Regions from separate parts of the Homo sapiens genome. Here regions 1 and 2 are each linked to region 3. The links are chromatin loops, found by intact Hi-C in ENCODE. Cell type or tissue: heart left ventricle. All regions are shown on one strand.

Region 1 (2,500 bases), 71 kb after region 3:
AAGGATGCCCAGCCCAGAATAGCTGGAGCAGCCCCCACCCCTTGAGGGAAGCTGACTCAGCCCACCCTCAGTGCGTGCTGGGGGCAGAGGAGGGCACACAGATGTGCTGAGAGATCCCTGGAAAGCAAGGCTCAGCTTCTTCTGCAACTGTCACCAGCAGATGCAGAGAGAGGTCAGTATTTATCCTCTTGTAACACCTGAGGGGACATAATTCTTCCTTACCTTAAAGAGGCCCCTCCTTTATACAGCATCCCTCATTGCCTCACTGGAAGGGGCCTTGCTCCCTAAGGGCCTCCCTAGTCTCCTGAACCACTTCCAAGTCCCTTGAAAATCCCAGCATGATTCAAGTGGCACAGCCACATGAGTTAAAACCTTGTTCTGGGCCGGGTGCAGAGGCCGAGGTGGGTGGATCACCTGAGGTCAGGAGTTCGAGACAAGCCTGGCCAACATGGCGAAATCCTGTCTCTGCTAAAAATACAAAATTAGCCAGGCGTAGTGGTGCATGCCTGTAGTCCCAGCTACTCGGGAGGCTGAGGCAGGAGAATTACTTGAACCAGGGAGACAGAGGTTGCAGTGAGCCAAGATCACACCACTACACTTCAGCCTGGGCAACAGAGCAAGACTCCATCTCAAAAACAAAAACAAAAAACAAAAAACAAAAAATCCTTGTTCTGATTCCAAGTCCCCTTGACTTCTATGCCCCTAAGAGGCTGTGCTGGGGCAGGAGGACTGAGACAGGTTCCCAGAGATTCCCCTAGATTAGTGGTTCCCAAATGCCAGTTCACAGCTAACAGCATGAAACCAGTGAGGGACTTGTTAAAGTACAGACTCCTGGGGCCACAGCCCCCAACACTCTGGTCAGGCAGATCTTGGGGGCAGGCCCAGGAATTAATTTGTATTGTTAGAATGTCCACAGCTGATTCTGATGTGCCTCTAGGTCTGGGGTGGGGGTGGGGTGGGGACGGGGTCATTACCCCTAGGCTTCCTAGTGAGCCCTAAAATCAGAAATGACTTTTCCTGAGCCAGAGCTTCAAAACCAGCTGTATGAACCCCAGGGCGATCTGGGTAACCAGGGAACTCAGCCTGATAAAGTGGATCTTTTCAGGCCCTAAACTTAGGGTAAGTGAAACGGTTCCAGTTATACCCAACGTCCTTGGGTTGTTTCCTTGAAACTAGGAAGCAAGAGCCTCTTATCTATAAGAGACAACCAAAGATTAATCCCGAGTATAACCTGAGTATCAACCACTCTGGACACAAGGCTCAAGATGAGAGTGAGAAAAAATAGATTACATGTCTGCCGCGCGCCTCCTGCTGGTAAGACTAATTAGTGAAGGCAGGAGGCAGGAAAGTTTATCAGTTTTTTTCTGACCAGTACTGACCATTTCCCGGGATGGACGCTCAAACAGAAGGCGCTAATCCTGGTCCCAATCTGTGCATTTAGACACCTGGAACTAGAGGGGTTACTCATAAAAGGGAATGGGCTGGGAGTGCCCTGCAGCTACCTCTGCCAAATCACTAGGGCTTAACTCTCCTAAGGGGAGTCTGTGAAACCTACTAGACTGGTAGAAGGGAGGGACAGAGAGGAGACATTGAGAAACACCTCACCTGCCCAGGGAGACAGATTTTGAAGCTGGGTAGGTAGGCAGTCCTGGTAGTCTTTTTTTTTTTTTTTTGAGACGGAGTCTCCCTCTGTCGCCCAGGCTGGAGTGCAGTGGCGCAATCTTGGCTCACTGCAAGCTCCGCCTCCTGGGTACACGCTGTTCTCCTGCCTCAGCCTCCCAAGTAGTTGGGACTACAGGTGCCTGCCACCACGCCCGGCTAATTTTTTGTATTTTTAGTAGAGATGGGGTTTCACCGTGTTGGCCAGGATGGTCTCGATCTCCTGACCTCGTGATCTGCCCACCTTGGCCTCCCAAAGTGCTGGGATTACAGGTGTGAGCCACCGCGCCTGGCCAGTGGTCTCTCTTAAAGACTACCAGGATTGGCCGGGCGCGGTGGCTCACGCCTGTAATCCCAGCACTTTGGGAGGCCAAGGTGGGTGGATCGCAAGGTCAGGAGATGGAGACCAGCCTGGCCAACACGGTGAAACCCCTGTCTCTACTAAAAATACAAAAATTAGCTGGGTGTGGTGGCGTGCACCCATAATCCTAGCTACTCAGGAGGCTGAGGTGGGAGAATTGCTTGAACCCGGGAGGCAGGGGTTGCAGTGAGCTGAGATCTCGCCACTGAGATCACGCCACTGCACTCCAGCCTGGGCGACAGAGCAAGACTCCGTCTCAGAAAAACAAACAAACCCACCAGAGGGCATAGAGAGAGGCCCCTAAGCCATGATGTAGTTGAACTAGAATGAGAAATGGACCTCATAACCTGATTTGAATCTATAGGTGGTACTTAATCCCTTCCCCATCGATAAAGTAGGTACTGTGACCCTCTGAATTTAATCTTAAAGTACTGGAGAAAGTTTCAGGTACAAGCATAAATAAAAAACCTGGGCCAGGCA
Region 2 (2,500 bases), 41 kb before region 3:
AGCCAGGCATGGTGATGCACGCCTGTAATCCCAGCTACTTGGGAGGCTGAGGCAGGAGAATCGCTTAAACCCAGGAGATGGAGATTGCAGTGAGCCGAGATCGTGCCATTGCACTCTAGCCTGAGCAACAAGAGCAAAACTCTCTCTCTCTCTACACACACACACACACACACACACACACACACACACACACACACAATTAGCCAGGCGCAGTGGCATGTGCCTGTTGCCCCAGCTACTTGGGAGGCTGAAGTGGGAAGATCACCTGAGCCTGGGGAGGTCGAGGCTGCAGTGAGCCATGATTGTGCCACTGCACTCCATCCTGGGTGACAGAGTGAGACCCTGTCAAAAAAAGAAAGAAGGAAAGAAAAAAGAGTGAAAGGCAGGTAATAAAGTAAAAACAGAGTGTGGAGACTACCCTGGGGGGAAGAAAGGAACTAAAAAGGTATAAAAAGATGCAATTTTGAAGGTGGGGGCAGAAGGGAGGGAAGGTTTTCTTTTAGGGTTGGGACACCTGAAGATGTTCAAAGTTGAGGAAAGAAATCTGAGGTCTAAAAGATACAAGAGGCCAGGCGCGGTGGCTCACGTCTGTAATCCCAGCACTTTGGGAGGGCGAGGCGGGTGGATCACCTGCGGTCAGGAGTTCGAGACCAGCCTGCCCAACATGGTGAAACCCTGTATCTACTGAAAATACAAAAATTAGCTGGGCTTGGTGATGCGTGCCTATAATCTCAGCTACTCCAGAGGCTGAGGCACAAGAATCGCTTGAACCCAGGAGGCAGAGGTGGCAGCGAACCCAGATTGTGCTACTGTGCTGGAACCTGGGTGACAAGAGCGAAACTCCATCTCAAAAAATAAAAATAAAAAATAAAAGATACAAGAGAGAGGAAGTGATGGATGGTTTGAGGTCTTAAGGGATGCAGGAGAGAACAGATTAAGTACAGAGGTTGGGAGTCACCCTTGCAAGGAAAAGTAACATTTCTTTCTCCTGGGCCAGTGGGAAGGAAACAAGAACAGGAGATGTTACAGATAAAAAGAGAGAAGGGAGGGAAATTGAGGGCGTCCTGGGCTTTGAGCTTCTCTGTGGATTGGAGGAGAGGCTGTCCGCTGAGGGTGGAGGGATAGGTTGGAAGGTAAGAACTGCTTCTGTGAAAAACAGCCTCTATGAAGAAAAGAAACAGTTGCTGAGTGGACTAGAAACAAATGGAAAATGACAAGTAGCATTGAGAACTCATGTATGGTAGATTTTTCTTCCTTTCTCCTTGTCTGATGCCTTCCACGAGGCTAGGCACACCACATATGTTCAATAAAATTGAGCTGCTTTAAGGCAAGGAGGTAGACGGAAAGTTCAAAGTGCTCAAAGGCCACTAGGGGGCAGGCTTTGGTAGGCAGCTAGAGATTGGACAGTTTTCCATCCTCACAGGATTTAGAATAGAGAGCATCTGAGTTAGACTGGAATGCCCTTTGGAGATAATCCAGTTGGATCGCCTCTTGGTGAAGATGGGGAAACAGCAGTCAGATAGGATAGGGGTCCAGGCGTGGTGGCTCACGCCTGTAATCCTAGCAGTTTGGGATGCCAAGGTGGGTGGATCACTTGAGGCCAGGAGTTGGAGACCAGCCTGGCCAACATGGTGAAACCCGGTCTCTACTAATAATACACAAAAATTAGCCGGGGATGGTGGCAAGTGCCTATAATCCTAGCTACTTGGGAGGCTGAGGCAGGAGAATGGCTTGAACATGGGAGGCAGAGGTTGCAGTGAGCTGAGAACACGCCACTGGACTCCAGCCTGGGCGACAGAGTGAGACTTCGTTTCAAAAAAAAAAAAAAAAAAATAGGGTAAGGGACAGGACTTGCTCAGGTGACATTGTGGCCAAACTGGGATCGGAACCCAGGGCTCCTGACTCCTAATCTTCCATTCTTTCTACTGTGCCTGGATGCCTCTTCTCTCTCCATTTTATGGAAGAAGGAGAATGGAGGGTAGTGATGAGTCTGCCAGGACACCGTTCAATGGGTACATACATCTAAGTGCACAGAAAACGTGCCAGTGTAGGGAAGGTATGGAGCAGTGGGGACCTCAGTGAGCACCAGAATCCTGTCCTATTTTCCAACTTCCTCCCACCAAAAGACCTCATTTCCAGCTTGTCCTGAATCCTCAGGCTGGGGCCAAAAAGACGACTCTGAAAATGTCAGGGCCTGGACACCAGTCTACAGTTCAGCTGGCAGTGCTCATTCTTGCTATGTGGCTGTCCCCACAGCTTTCTCACTGTGACACTTTGAGAGAAGAGAAGTGGCCGAAAAATGCATCTGATGGTCAGTGTACCCCTTATGCGTTTGGTCCATGTTGCTGACTAACCAACAGCCCAGCTGATGTACTTAGCAGATGTTTGGCTGGCTCAATGATTGCATGTGGGCAACCAGCTCCCTAAATGACTGCCCGGTGACTCCAGACCAGCCTCATGAGTGACTGGCTGGCACGCAGGCTGGCTGGCAAGCAGGGCC
Region 3 (2,500 bases):
CTAACACGGGGTGCAGCTTTTATTTCTTGGCACAGAAAAGAGGGACACACTCTGCCCATAGATTTTATATGTCAAGTTGTATCACAGAAGTGGCCACTCTAGCTTCTGGAAAGGGCGAGGTTGGAGCCCTCAACAACTTTTCCCCACAGGTTCTGGCCACAAGGTTATTTTTGTGCCTTGATATTCTCAATATGTTAACTAAACAGCCACCTCATAACCACCAAGCACCACGAGGATGTCCAAGGCAGCATCATGGCTTCTAGAGCTCAGGGCCTGCAAGGAGTTAGGACACGAAGTTCTATCTATGAAGACAGAGGTTGCAAGTTTGAGCCCCAGATAAGCCCTTAGTTTTTTGTTTTGTTTTTTTGTTTTTTGTTTTTTTTTCTTTTTTCCTTATATAGCTGCAGAAGACCGGATTGACAAGCACGGACCACCTAACTGTCCCTCTAGATCCGGACTTAAGCAGAGCCTCTACCTCTCATGTCGGCCGAGCCGAGTCTCAGGCTGCGCCCCAGCCTTGGCCACAGTCTGCATCCCCTGTGCTGGAGATGCGTTCTAAGTCTCATGGGAGCCAGGCTAGAGAGTGGCTGTTCAGGGAAACCCACCCCCAACGCCCCAGACACGACTCAAAGTTTCCATTCTACTGCCTGCGGGTCAAGAGCGCCATCCCCAGAGAGCAAAGACCGCCCGAAACTGCAATTCCTTTGCTGAAGTTAGGAGCCGCCCGGGGCTCTGTGGGGCCTGCGAGGTGGCTCGAGGGACTTTGCAGAAGCGCGCAGGAACCAGCCCCCGACCTGGGGCGCTCGGCCGCGGGGCTGATCTCCGTACTCTCCCGCCAGTGGGGTGGGAGCGCGTCCTTCTCTCGAGTTCGGGGACGGCCTGAGAAGCAGCGGGGGCTGGTGGCCTTTTTCTCGCTACCCCCTTTCTAGGCTCGCGCGCCTTCCAAGCCCGGATCCTGGTGGGGCTGAGCGTGCCCACCCGCCCAGCAGTGCGCCCGGGCGCCTCTGCAGCGCCACCTGCACGCGGAACGCGGCGGCGGCGGCGGGAACTGTCGTCCAAGGAGGAGCAGCAGGAGGAGGAGATATCGGCTCCTCTGCCCCCAGCTTTCCTCGCTGGCACGCGGCCTCCCTTCGCCGCCTCAGCCCCAAGCGGCCTGACCAGCCCAGCCCCAAGCCTTGTCCCGCGCCCTGCCCGGCGCAGGCAGCCAGCGCCCCGAGCTTCCACTCCTGCTGCTGCGCTCTGAGCGGCCTCCTGCCCTGGGCGCCTCTTCTGGGGAAGCAGTGAAGTCACACTGGGCCGGATCCGCTGACTCATGAGAATGAGACTCTTCCCCGGTCCCCGGCACACCCTTTGAAACTTCCCCTCAATCCTTTCTTTTTTTTCTTTTCTTTTCTTTTTTTTTTTTTTTTTGGCGGAGTCTCGCTCTTTCGCTCAGGCTGCAGTGGCGCGATCTTGGCTCACTGTAACCTCCGCACCCCACCCCCGGGTTCAAGCGATTCTCCTGCCTCAGCCTCCGGAGTAGCTCGAATTACAGGCGCCCACCACCACGCCCAGCTAACTTTTGCATTTTTAGTAGAGACAGGGTTTCACCACGTTGGCCAGGCTGGTCGCGAACTCCTGACCTCAGGTGATCCGCCCGCCTCAGCCTCCCAAAGTGCTGGAATCCTTTCTTTCTGCTCCCGCCTCCCCTCTTCCTCCCGTCCCGACAGGCGAACTGGAGCGGCTCTGGGCTCCCCGGGAAGGATTCGGTGGGGCAGCTGGGAGGGCGGTGGCGCGTGGGAGTCCCCGTGGAGATCTCCGCGCCCCTGTTCCAACCTGGCCACCTGTGCTGTTCTAGGGGTGCACAGGGAATGCCCAGGAGGGAATTGCATGTTTGCAAGATTGGGCAAAGCTCTCACTAAGGTATCCTTTTGTAATTAGCCACTGCATTCAGGGAGTGCCTGCCCAAGGGAAGGGGTCTGGGGATCCCCTTCCCTCTTCAGAACCTTGGGACTGCCTGAGGAGTTCACCTGGAAGCTGGTGGCTCTTCTTTAGAACCACCTGTTCCAATGAACAAGTGAGAACATGGGCTTGCTTCAGGCGGGATTTGGAACAGCTTCTGCCACTGAAGGGACAAGTGTGGAGTGTTCTGAGCCTTGAGCTGTTCTGGACCCCAGCAGCAAGTCGAGCCGATCATCTGAGAGGTCACTGGCCCTTTCTCCTGGAACTTGATAGTGGACCAGTTCAGGATAGGGTGGGGGTGACTTGGAGGCCCAGGAGTCCGGGTTTTCATACCACCCCCTTGTGACACTAATTTGAGGACAGTGGAAGGGATGAGAGGATTGGATTGTCTCATCACCTCTCCACTGGGGTGGGAAACCAGAATCACACCCTGGTTGCTTAGAATATTAGTTTCAACAAGGTGCCTAAGGGCCTCAGGCCCAGGCCAGGGAAGGCTTCAAGCTAGAGGAGCCCTGCTGGCCTCTGAAACACCTAAAGCTCCCCTTTCCTTCCAGAGGGG

Evidence for each region. Hi-C counts contacts between places; a loop is a spot of excess contacts. Peaks named below come from ENCODE experiments on the same cell type or tissue, not always from the same donor. Only the 100,000 strongest peaks of a DNase experiment are listed, where the experiment ranks them.
Region 1: it touches region 3 in a loop (2.4-fold over the local background); 18 of 110 quality-filtered maps call a loop at or near these places.
Region 2: it touches region 3 in a loop (2.2-fold over the local background); 61 of 110 quality-filtered maps call a loop at or near these places.

What each region holds. Positions count from the first base shown.
Region 1 is chrX:130,191,146-130,193,645 of GRCh38, forward strand. No RefSeq gene overlaps it. Among named protein-coding and RNA genes, the nearest start is that of RAB33A, 20 kb to the left of the region's middle. In heart left ventricle, a CTCF peak has its summit at 1,321 (motif pointing left); a DNase peak (open chromatin) is centred at 1,306.
Region 2 is chrX:130,078,610-130,081,109 of GRCh38, forward strand. The region is part of intron 2 of ELF4 (E74 like ETS transcription factor 4); the gene reads right to left. Among named protein-coding and RNA genes, the nearest start is that of ELF4, 31 kb to the right of the region's middle. RefSeq lists a silencer at 1,246-1,540. In heart left ventricle, a CTCF peak has its summit at 1,362 (motif pointing right); no DNase peak of the experiment used is centred here.
Region 3 is chrX:130,119,860-130,122,359 of GRCh38, forward strand. It overlaps a transcript of RAB33A not described here. Among named protein-coding and RNA genes, the nearest start is that of ELF4, 11 kb to the left of the region's middle. RefSeq lists an enhancer at 798-897 and silencers at 1,048-1,187, 1,177-1,386. In heart left ventricle, CTCF peaks have their summits at 1,029 and 1,247; a DNase peak (open chromatin) is centred at 1,142; H3K4me3 peaks cover 1,222 bases; H3K27ac peaks cover 877 bases.